Linked DNA regions of Homo sapiens: region 2 is linked to region 1. A link is a loop called in an ENCODE intact Hi-C map of the cell type or tissue named here. Cell type or tissue: mammary epithelial cell. All regions are shown on one strand. Region 1 overlaps PDE4D (phosphodiesterase 4D). Region 2 has its middle 170 kb from the start of PDE4D-AS1.

Region 1 (5,000 bases):
CACTGCAACTTCTGCCTCCCGGGCTCAAGCAATTCTCCTGCCTCAGCCTCCCGAGTAGCTGGGATTACATGAGTGCACCACCACACCCTGCTAATTTTTTGTATTTTTAGTAGAGACAGGGTTTCACCATATTGCCGAGGCTGATCTCAAACTCCTGAGCTCAGGCAATCTGCCTGCCTCGGCCTCCTAAAGTGCTAGGATTACAGGCATGAGCCACAGCGCCCTGCCAACCTAAAGGCTTTTCACAACTGGGAATTCACTGAATGTTGTATCATTAAAGCTAATGTGGACCTTGGATAACTGTATGCCTGTTTTCTGGGAAATAATGGTGGAGCTCTTTGAAAGGGTAAAAATGGTGTTTTATCATACATAACTATGCCTGAGGTTTTTGTTTTGCATTTATCTTTGGGCAAAGTTGTAAAGTTAAGCAAATCTGGAATTGAAATAATTTGATAACATCAGCTAATATTTTTCAAAGTTAGATTTTTGAGGTATAATTTACATAAGAGTTACTCTTTCTAGAGGTATAGTTGAATGCATTTTCACAAATGTGTACAATTGGATAACCACCACCATAATCTAGATATATAGGTAATGTGTAATTATAATATATATGTACTATATAATATAGGATATTTATACCACCCAAAAAGTTTTCTCTTGCTTTTTATAGTCATTCCCCAAACCCCACGTCCAGTGCTGATTGTCCCTATGGTTTTGCCTTGCCAGAATGAATAATACATTAAAGATATAGCCTTTTGTGAATGGCTTCTTTCACTTACAATACTTTTGAGTTTTGAGTTGAATTATAAGTTTCACTTATAATACATTTTGTGTTATTGCATCTATTGGTAATTTGTTTCATTTTATTGCTTTTTAGTATTTCATTTTTTTCCAGTATGTCATTTTATGGACACAATTTGTTTACCCATTCACCAGTTGACTGATATCTGAACTGTTTCTGGGTTTCTGCTATAGAGAGTTGCTATAAACATTTTCATATAGGTCTTTATATAGACATATGTTTTCATTTCTCATGGGTAGATACTTAGAAGTAGGATTGCTGGGTCATATGGTCACTCTACTTTTTAACTTTATAAGAAACTGTCAAACCTTTTTCCAAAGTTTCTATACCATTTTGCATTCTCACTAGCAATGTATGAGAATTTAATTTGCTCTGCATCCAGGCCAGCATTTTGTATTGTTTGTATTTTGTATTTTATACATTCTAGTAAGTATGTAGTGTGGCATCTCACTGTGGTTTTACTTTTTGTTTCCCTAATGTCTAATGATGGTCATGGATCTTTTCACATGCTTATTGATCTTTTTGATTCTTATGAAGTGTTTGTTTGTTCAAATCTTTTGACCATCTTTTCACTGGATTGTCCTCTTATTGTGTTGTAAAGATTTTTTAAAAAATAATTTCTGGATACAAGTCCTTTATTTGATATGCATTTTGTACATATTCCCTTCTCAAGTCTGTGGCTTGTTGTTCTGTTTTCTTAACAGTTTTTTTCAAAGAGAAATTTGGTAAAGTCCAGTATACCATTTTTTATTTTATGCTTCATGCTTTTGTGGTTTAAGAAATCTTTGCCTAACGCAAGATCACAACTACTTTCTACTGTGTTTTCTTCTAGAAGTTCTTTAGTTTTAGATTTTACATTTAGTTCTATGATTCATTTCAAGTAGATGTTAGTGTGGTGCAGGATAAAGGTTGAAGTTTCTTGTTTTATGAGTGGATGCTCAATTGTTCAAGCATTCTTTGTTGAAAAGAATATCATTTCTCTTTTATAGCTCAAATTTTATTACTTAAAATTATTTTAAGATGCACATATTAAAGTGATATGTGTAAAAGATTATATATTTCTGGAAGCATGCCTATTTACACTAGTTATTATTACTTTAGGAGACAGATATTCTCTTTGTTTAAATTGTTTCCACAAAGCATACCACGAAGTACAGAGGGGACATTAGTAACTATTTTATGATGATTATGGTATTCATTTAGGCCAATTTAAGTGAATTGGAGATCCTAATTTTCTCTATAAGGAGACAATACTTTTTCATACAAGATTATTTTTGTGGAGGCTTCATTTATGTGAAGTTTTTGCACCCATTTATTGTCATGATTATTCTTCAGTGAAACAAAAGTCTGTAGTAGATATGCTGCTGCTGCTGGTTTTAGGTAAATTGACTAAATAGTTATACAAAACTCTGTCTCTACCATATATGAATTCAAACTGTATCAACAATTACAGAATACTATGCTAACATCTAATAAGAGAGTTAGCCCATGTAGAAGAGAAATATAAATACAGCTATCAGATCAGTCTCATGTTATTTCAGCTTCAAGGAGCCTCTTAGCAAAAATGGTTTCCTTTCTCCATACATGTTGCAGGTGTTTACTATTTTAAATGAGACTTTTTTGTTAAAAAAAAATTAAAATAAGATCATTTAGAGAACGATTCTCAGCTTGTTCAGATGATTATTTGGTTTTAAAAAAGCAGCCTGGAGTTCCTCTTAATCTCAAATCTCCATAAAACTTACAAGAGATGTTTTCATTTACTGAAAGGAATAGTTTTTTCTTAATCAAATGTAGAGCCATTATCACTAGAGGGCAGTAAATACAAACAGATTTAGTGGATTTACTGGCACTAACGATGTTTTCAGAATACTAGCATTAATCAAAGAAAGTATAGTTTTTATAATATGAAAATACATGTAACATTCTGTTATGTAAAATATTGGTTATGAATCAATTCTAGATTATTGTCTGCCTCTAAAATATTTTTAAGGCATTTGAAAGCAAAGGGAGGCTGAGAAACACTAGTTTTCTGTGGCTATTCTGTTTAATACTTGAAGTTTAACTTTGCCTCAGAATTCTTCAAGGGACATTTAAAAATTAGATTTGCATTTGTTCAAGCTGAACAGTACTGGATATATGAGAGACCACGTTATATAGATTTGCTTCTTGATTAATAACTACCACGACTTTTAATTTTAAGGTGAAAGGTGTAAAATAAATGTAGATTGATTATAGGATAAAATATTTTCCAATAATGTAAGTCCTACTGCAAACAGTGCTACTGCCTGGAAAACTCCTTATGTTGGAGAGGTCCAAGAGCTAATACACTTATTTTAAACAATATTTCTTAAATATTTCAAACACAGTAATATAATATACAGCTTAGAATTGATTATATTAACGGATCTATTATGTAGGCTCTAGGCTAAATATAAAATAATGCCTGAAATAGTTTTCTTTTTTTGGCAATTTAGAGTACTCTGAAACCAGACAGTCTGGGTTCAAATCCTGGCCCTGTTACTTACTACTGGCTTTGTGACCTTGAGCAAGACAACTTGACCTCTCTGAGCCTTAGTTTCCCCATAATTTAGTTTTGTTTTTCCCTATTCAAAAATGCATCTTTTCTCTCTTGACCTCTGTTACAAAGTCAATAATGACAGCATGTGTTAATGTATCAGCAGTTCAGCTCCATCAGCAGAATTTCAAATATCCTGAAATGTACTGAAATAGTTCAAAAAGATTGTTAATTGCTTGGGTATCTGGTAAGGACTGAGAAAACAAGGAATAGCAGGGAAGTGGCCTCTAGAAATTCTGAGGGGTATTTCTAGGAAAAGTCTGAAAAAGAGAACTAACTGAACATTATGGGAATTTTTTTTTTCTTTTTTGAGACAAGGTCTTGCTCTGTCATCCAGGCTGGAGTACAGTGGTGCAATCATAGCTCACTGCAGCCTTAAACTCCTGGCCTCAAGCCATCCTCCCACCTCAGCACCTCCCACCTCCCACCTCAGTAGTATCTGGAACTACAAGCACATGCCACCACACCTGGCTAATTTTTAAATTTTTTGTAGAGACGGTGGTTTCTCTATGTTGCCCAGGCTGGTCTCGACCTCCTGGCCTCAAGCAATCCTCCCGCATTGGCCTCCCAAAATGTTGGGATTACAGGCATGAGGCACTTCACCAGGCCAAGAAACTATTTTTTCTATTTCAACAAACACACTTGCATATATGTATATAAAATCATTTGGGCATTTGAGAGCAGTGGATTACAGATAAGAAACCTGAGCTCTAGCTGTAACGCTGTCCCTCAAGTTGTGTTGTCAGAACTTTTCTGGACCTCAGTTCCTTGTCTGAATGTGTCGTCATCATTACATCTGCATATGAGGGCAGCTGTGTGTTGTTCACATAGCGCTCCCAAACATAAGCGTGTCTCACTATATGGCAGGGCTGTCTGCCTGTGGGCACCTGCTTCCTCACCCTGTCCAGAGATCTGACCATGGTGATAGTAACCATGATTCTTTAATTCAAGGCACTGTAAAGTTAGCAAAAAGATTGAGGATAAACAAATCCACTCCTAGATTCATACTGTTTATCATAGAGTTTGCATCAGCCTAATTATATGATGAGCTGTCATACACCATTAAGAGCAAGGACTGGGTTTGCATTTCAATCCTGTCACCTATGGAGCAAGTTATTGAATATGTAAGAAGGTCCATCTTTTCATGTTAAAATAGGGATAATATTTATCTTATCAGAATGTTGCCAAGATTAGAAATGAGGTATGTAAAGTTCTTTGTGCATAGTAGGTGCCTAGTAAATGTTGTAACTTATTAAAGTTTCTTCATTAAATTTGGTGAAGCCAAGTCTGACTATAAGAATTGTATCTCTCTGGCTCTATTCAAATTTCTCTTCTAAATTATCTAGATTCTCTCTGCAGATAGCAGCTACCGTGGCAATAGGAAGGAGATTCTAGTCTCCTAGAAATGGAGATTAGGGAAAATGAAATGAATTTTAATTTGGCTCAGAGATTTTTGAAAAGATTTCTTATTCCCTAGAAATATGGAAACTTTCCTTGGTACTTTTTACTCAATATGATTAAATAATCTCCCTTATTGCAGCAAATTAGGGACTTATTTGAATAAGTTAAATCCTTTCACATCCAGCACCTATTAGAATGCCTGGCACATAATAGTTGCCA
Region 2 (5,000 bases), 140 kb after region 1:
CAACCAGCCCTGAGCCCATCCTACTTCTGGGATTTTTGTTATGTTGGATTTTAAAAACATCTATATTTAAAATCACTTTGAGTTAGATTTTGTTATTTGCAGTCAAACATACTCTAAATGATACAGTGAAAGATAGTTCACTTTTGGCATAAAGTCAAAAGAGAGTTTTCTAATGAGATTCTCCCTGATACTATGCCAATCTTCTTACAGCTTCAGTGAAGGCGAAGTCTGGGCTGTGGAATCATAGAACGTTAGACCTAGCTATATGATTCAGAATCCTTATTTTTGATGAATAGATTAGAGTTGGGGAGGTAATATTACATTCCTAAGGTCACACAGCAAGTTGGTGACATGGCTACACCTAGAAAACCTGAATGATATTGCATAGTAAAACTCAATTGTAAAGGGTACATCCCACCATATTTTTAATATACAGCTAGTTTGTTCACAACCTCCATATGTTCAGTGATACTATGTCCCTTATATACAAAATATCAAGAATATTTCTCCCTAAACTTAAAGCCTGAAATAGGTTTTACAAATTATATTATTAAGCTTTGCTATATTAAAATTTCACTCTGAACAGTTCAGAATTGTCAATCAAGATAAATTAGATAATTACCCAAATTAGTTTTGCTCCAAATTAGAAGCCACTGGAGCCCCATGAAACTTGTGCTTTGCCCTTGGGCAAAGTGGGTGTCAGCCTCCTTTGCATGATTTTACAGAAATGTAAACATTTCATCTGCCCATCAAATTGCCTTCCCACCATTGATATTCAACTCTGTAGTTAGAGATTCATCCTTTCGGTGTAAGGCTCAGTCTGATATTAAAACACTAATAGCTCTGGACAGAATAGTACCCAAATCTATGCTTCTCATGCAGAGGTAATCATATGCAAATTTTCAGGGGGGAAAGATGGCACACCTTTCTGGAGAACAAACCTAAACTAATGGAAAAAAATATGTATATATAGGACAAAATGCAAAATGACAAGAATTTTAAAGACGAAATAGGAGATTGTAAATTTTGCATTACCTGTATACCTCTGGTCGTTTTATTTTGTTTAGGGGTACTTTGTGTGGAAAAGTTTGATAAGCACTAGTAAACTTTGCCTCACTTTGAATAAATTTTTTTTCTCTAGAATATTCACTGAATGTTAGCTAACATTCAATCTGCCTCTAAAAAATGTTAATGTTAAGGTAATGAAACATCAGATACTTAAAAATAAGCTGGATCCTGGTGTTGTCTTAGGCCTTCTGGATTTAAATTTCTTCATCCCAAATGGCAAAGCCTGGCTCTGTCCCCCTTAGAAGTTAGCATGACAATGTTGTGTGGTGGAAAGATCATGTTTTGGGGCATTAGACAGTCTGAATTCAAACCTTGACTCACTTTGCAAATCTAATCTTAAACAACCATATCATTCTTTAAAGCCTTGGTTCCTTGTCTAGATTATACAATAAGGATGCCAACAGAACCTACCTCATAAAGGATACATAAAGATTATGCATGTAAAGTAAGTGATACAAGTAGGGTTTTAAAGTTGTGGTTTTCTTATGGGACAGCTGTGATGGTTCAGTGGAAAAATGCATGTTAAGTTACTGTACACACAGTATACCCTGGACAAAATTTGGTATTCTTGTTATTATACCCAATTTGTTATATCTCATCTTGTTCAGCAATTCTGAAATTTGGTGTTTATGAGATTTATCTAACAGTTAAAAATGTAGATTATTGACATCCTGTGTGGGAGATTCTACTCAGTAGGTCTGAGGTTGGATCTGGGAATGTTGTGTAATTGTAGTAATCCCTATTCCTCCCCATTCCCACAGACACACTCACGTGATTCTGATGCACCTGTTGGATTCACAGATAGGCATTTGGTAGCCACTGAGAAGATCCCTAGGGGACGTGAGCCTTTGAGCAGTAAGGGTCATTGAGTGGACTTCCGCTTTGTATTGAGCAGTTTGGGGAGCTCCCCCTGCAAAGCCTACAGGAGTCGGAGGTGTCAGAGTGTCTGCACACCTGAGAGGAGTCATGGGAGGAGTGAGGCCAGACAACATAATGGAAGCTCTGTTTTCATGGCAGTCTTCCCAGAAGTCCATTAGCCTCATTGCTGTCCTGAGTTTAGTGGGTATGAGAGTTTGTCTGTTGTATCGAAAGTCATTCTTAGCTAATAAGGTAGAAAAATTACCTAGGACTTGATTTTTGTTTGAAAGATTAAGTAATTAAGAAGCAAAACACACTTTGCAGAATACCAATTTACATGTCAAGCATCGGTAAAACACGCTTTTTTAATAATGATTGGCTATTGGTTTCTTTCCAACCAATATCAAATCCAGTCAATAGATTCGATATTTCTGAAAAAGATCTATAACATTAAGCTGGCCACGGACACATCCGATTCCCCATAGACTCTGCCTTTCTGGAGGAAATGTATATGTTAATGTTAAGTGGTTACCACTGGGTGAGACACTGAAGAGAGGTCAGAAATGTTTGATTTTATTTTCTTTGGCAAGCATATTCCCTGGGCAATCTTTGATAACTCAGGAGTACCTATATTTAAGCAATTCTTTCAGTCTGTAAGAGTGTTGCCTGCCTCCATCCCTCCAGCAAGTTCTTACTTCTGTGGTATTTTCAGATTTAACACTTTATTTCTGGAAAATATTTTTCCACTTGTATTGCTTAACGGAGAGAGCGCTGTACTAGTATAATTTTTCCATCTCCCAATTTCTTCACTTTATCCCTACATCATATTTTAGAATAATTATAAGGATATTACTTTTCCTTGCTGATTACTTTTTCAACAGTAAAAATCTTCTCATGATGACTTTATATTTTTCCTCACTGCTAAACTTTCCTGCTTCAATAATATTTACATAATTGCATACATCAATTATATGAACTGAATTTATATAATATTTAGATTATTCTTCATGTATTTCTTTTGTATGTTTTTGCTTATTATCTTTTTAAGTCAATTAGATCCCTCTCTCAGGATCTAAGGATTGGTAAGTGGTGTGTAAATTATGCTCTCACATCACGTTCTAGTTTAACACTGACATAGAGAAAGACACAACAATTTTTACTCTGCCCTCTGGTGGTGGCAATTGGGTACAAAATTTCCTTTTCAGTCTTGTCCTCTTGGCATATAAATAATATACAAATAATAATACCTACTACATATTTTTTAACACTTTTTTTTTAAAGTTCAGGATTAGCTACTACATATTGAGTATCACATTGTCCTGGGCATTTTATCACTTCATCCTGACTCTAACGTGAGATGCTATTATAAGGAAACCAAAGATCATGGACATTAGAATCTAGCCTACAGGGGCAAGATTCAAATTCAAGGATGTCCAAATCCAAAGCCTACACTCATTTACTATGGCATGCCGCCTCCAGTCTAGTATCTTCAACAAAGAAAACAGTCTAATAAAACCATGAATTGAGTCTTTGATAACTATGTGCAGGTAAGAGTAGAGGGATTTGGCATCAGAAAGACCTAGCTTTAAAATCAATCCCTACTACCTCCTGTGTCTGTCACTTTGGGCAAGTTATTTGCTTTCTCTAAGCCTCATTTTTCTCATATATTACTATTTATGATGCTAGATAGATAGACTACATTTTAGGAGTTTGGTGAGAACTGAACAAAATAACTCAATGTAAAGCACAATGTAACTAATGTGTGATAGGTCTGATGACCACAGTCTTGTTGAAAAATATTGTGCATTCCCCAAACTCAAGTTTGTTAGACACACTTTATTTTGGTTCTTGTCTTTTATGTGACTGCCTCTTAAAATTTAAATGCAATTTTCCTAGTATAAAGGGGCTTATAGGCTTTTGGCATTCTCATAGAGCTAGCTCTGGAAACCTTTTCCTCAGTGGTTCTAGTTTATGTGTGTTACCTTCGATTTCATTAAATACTTAGTTTCAAGTGAGAATCTGGTCCTTGGGCCTTCACTTCTTGTATGTTATTCTATTCAAACCTATTTTAGACATTTATCTCGTATTAAGAAAAATTGATTAATTGAATGGTTTATTTGAGATTTGGTTACTAATTTCTATTTGATGTCAAATCACAGAAAATCAATGTTAATCTTGCTGTTTAAAAGGCCTTACCATGCTTAAAAAAGGAGTTACCTTCAAATGAAAATGTTTTCAATGCAGGAAACAAAAATGGTGTAAGGTAGTTGTGGGGATGGTAAAAAAGCTCTTTTAAAATGTTTCAGAAACTCAGGAAAAATAAATGGCACAATTAAAAAAATTCTACAGTCCTGGCAAGAATGTGGTAAGACAAGAATTTTATATCATGCCAATGAATCTGTAAATTGGTGTGGTGTTTTTGGAAAGCAATTTGGTAAGTTGTAATAAGAGATTTAAAATGTTCGTACACAGTGAAATTTCACTTTCAGAAATTTGTCCTAAAGAGAGCAAAGCTCTAGCTAGAGAGCTAGAAGTCACAGCCATACTGATGACCAAAAAGTTAGAAACAACCAAAATGTGAATAAAAGGGGACTGCTTATAAACATATAATATCTACACTAAAATCATTGGAATCTAGTCATTAAAAATAATGTCTCTCTGTGTTTCTCTCTCTTTTTTTATTAAAAATATTGATGTGGGGGATAACTTGGGAAGATGCTCATAATACAATGAGAGGTGGAAAAATAAAACTAACATACAAAATTACTTAAACTGTAAACTGTCTCTCTTCCACAATTTTGCTGTATGTATCTACTGCTCTCTCTCTATTGCTCTTTGTATCACATGTGCTTTCTCTGGCTCTGTCTTGCTGTCTCTCGTTTCTGTATCTCACTCTGTATCTCTCTGTCTTGCTGTCTGTCTGTCTGTATCTCCCTGCCTCTCTCTGTCTCTGTCTTGCTGTCCCTCTCTTTCTGTCTCCTCATTTCTCTCTCTGTGTGTATTCAAATTATATACATATACATTTCATTATAAATACAGTATTTCCTTCCCATGCCATTCTCCTTCTTCAAAAT

What was found. Peaks named below come from ENCODE experiments on the same cell type or tissue, not always from the same donor. Only the 100,000 strongest peaks of a DNase experiment are listed, where the experiment ranks them.
Region 2: it touches region 1 in a loop (6-fold over the local background); 35 of 110 quality-filtered maps call a loop at or near these places.

What each region holds. Positions count from the first base shown.
Region 1 is chr5:59,005,272-59,010,271 of GRCh38, reverse strand. The region is part of intron 6 of PDE4D (phosphodiesterase 4D); the gene reads left to right. Among named protein-coding and RNA genes, the nearest start is that of PDE4D-AS1, 32 kb to the left of the region's middle. In mammary epithelial cell, a CTCF peak has its summit at 2,611 (motif pointing right); no DNase peak of the experiment used is centred here.
Region 2 is chr5:58,869,935-58,874,934 of GRCh38, reverse strand. No RefSeq gene overlaps it. Among named protein-coding and RNA genes, the nearest start is that of PDE4D-AS1, 170 kb to the left of the region's middle. In mammary epithelial cell, a CTCF peak has its summit at 3,100 (motif pointing left); no DNase peak of the experiment used is centred here.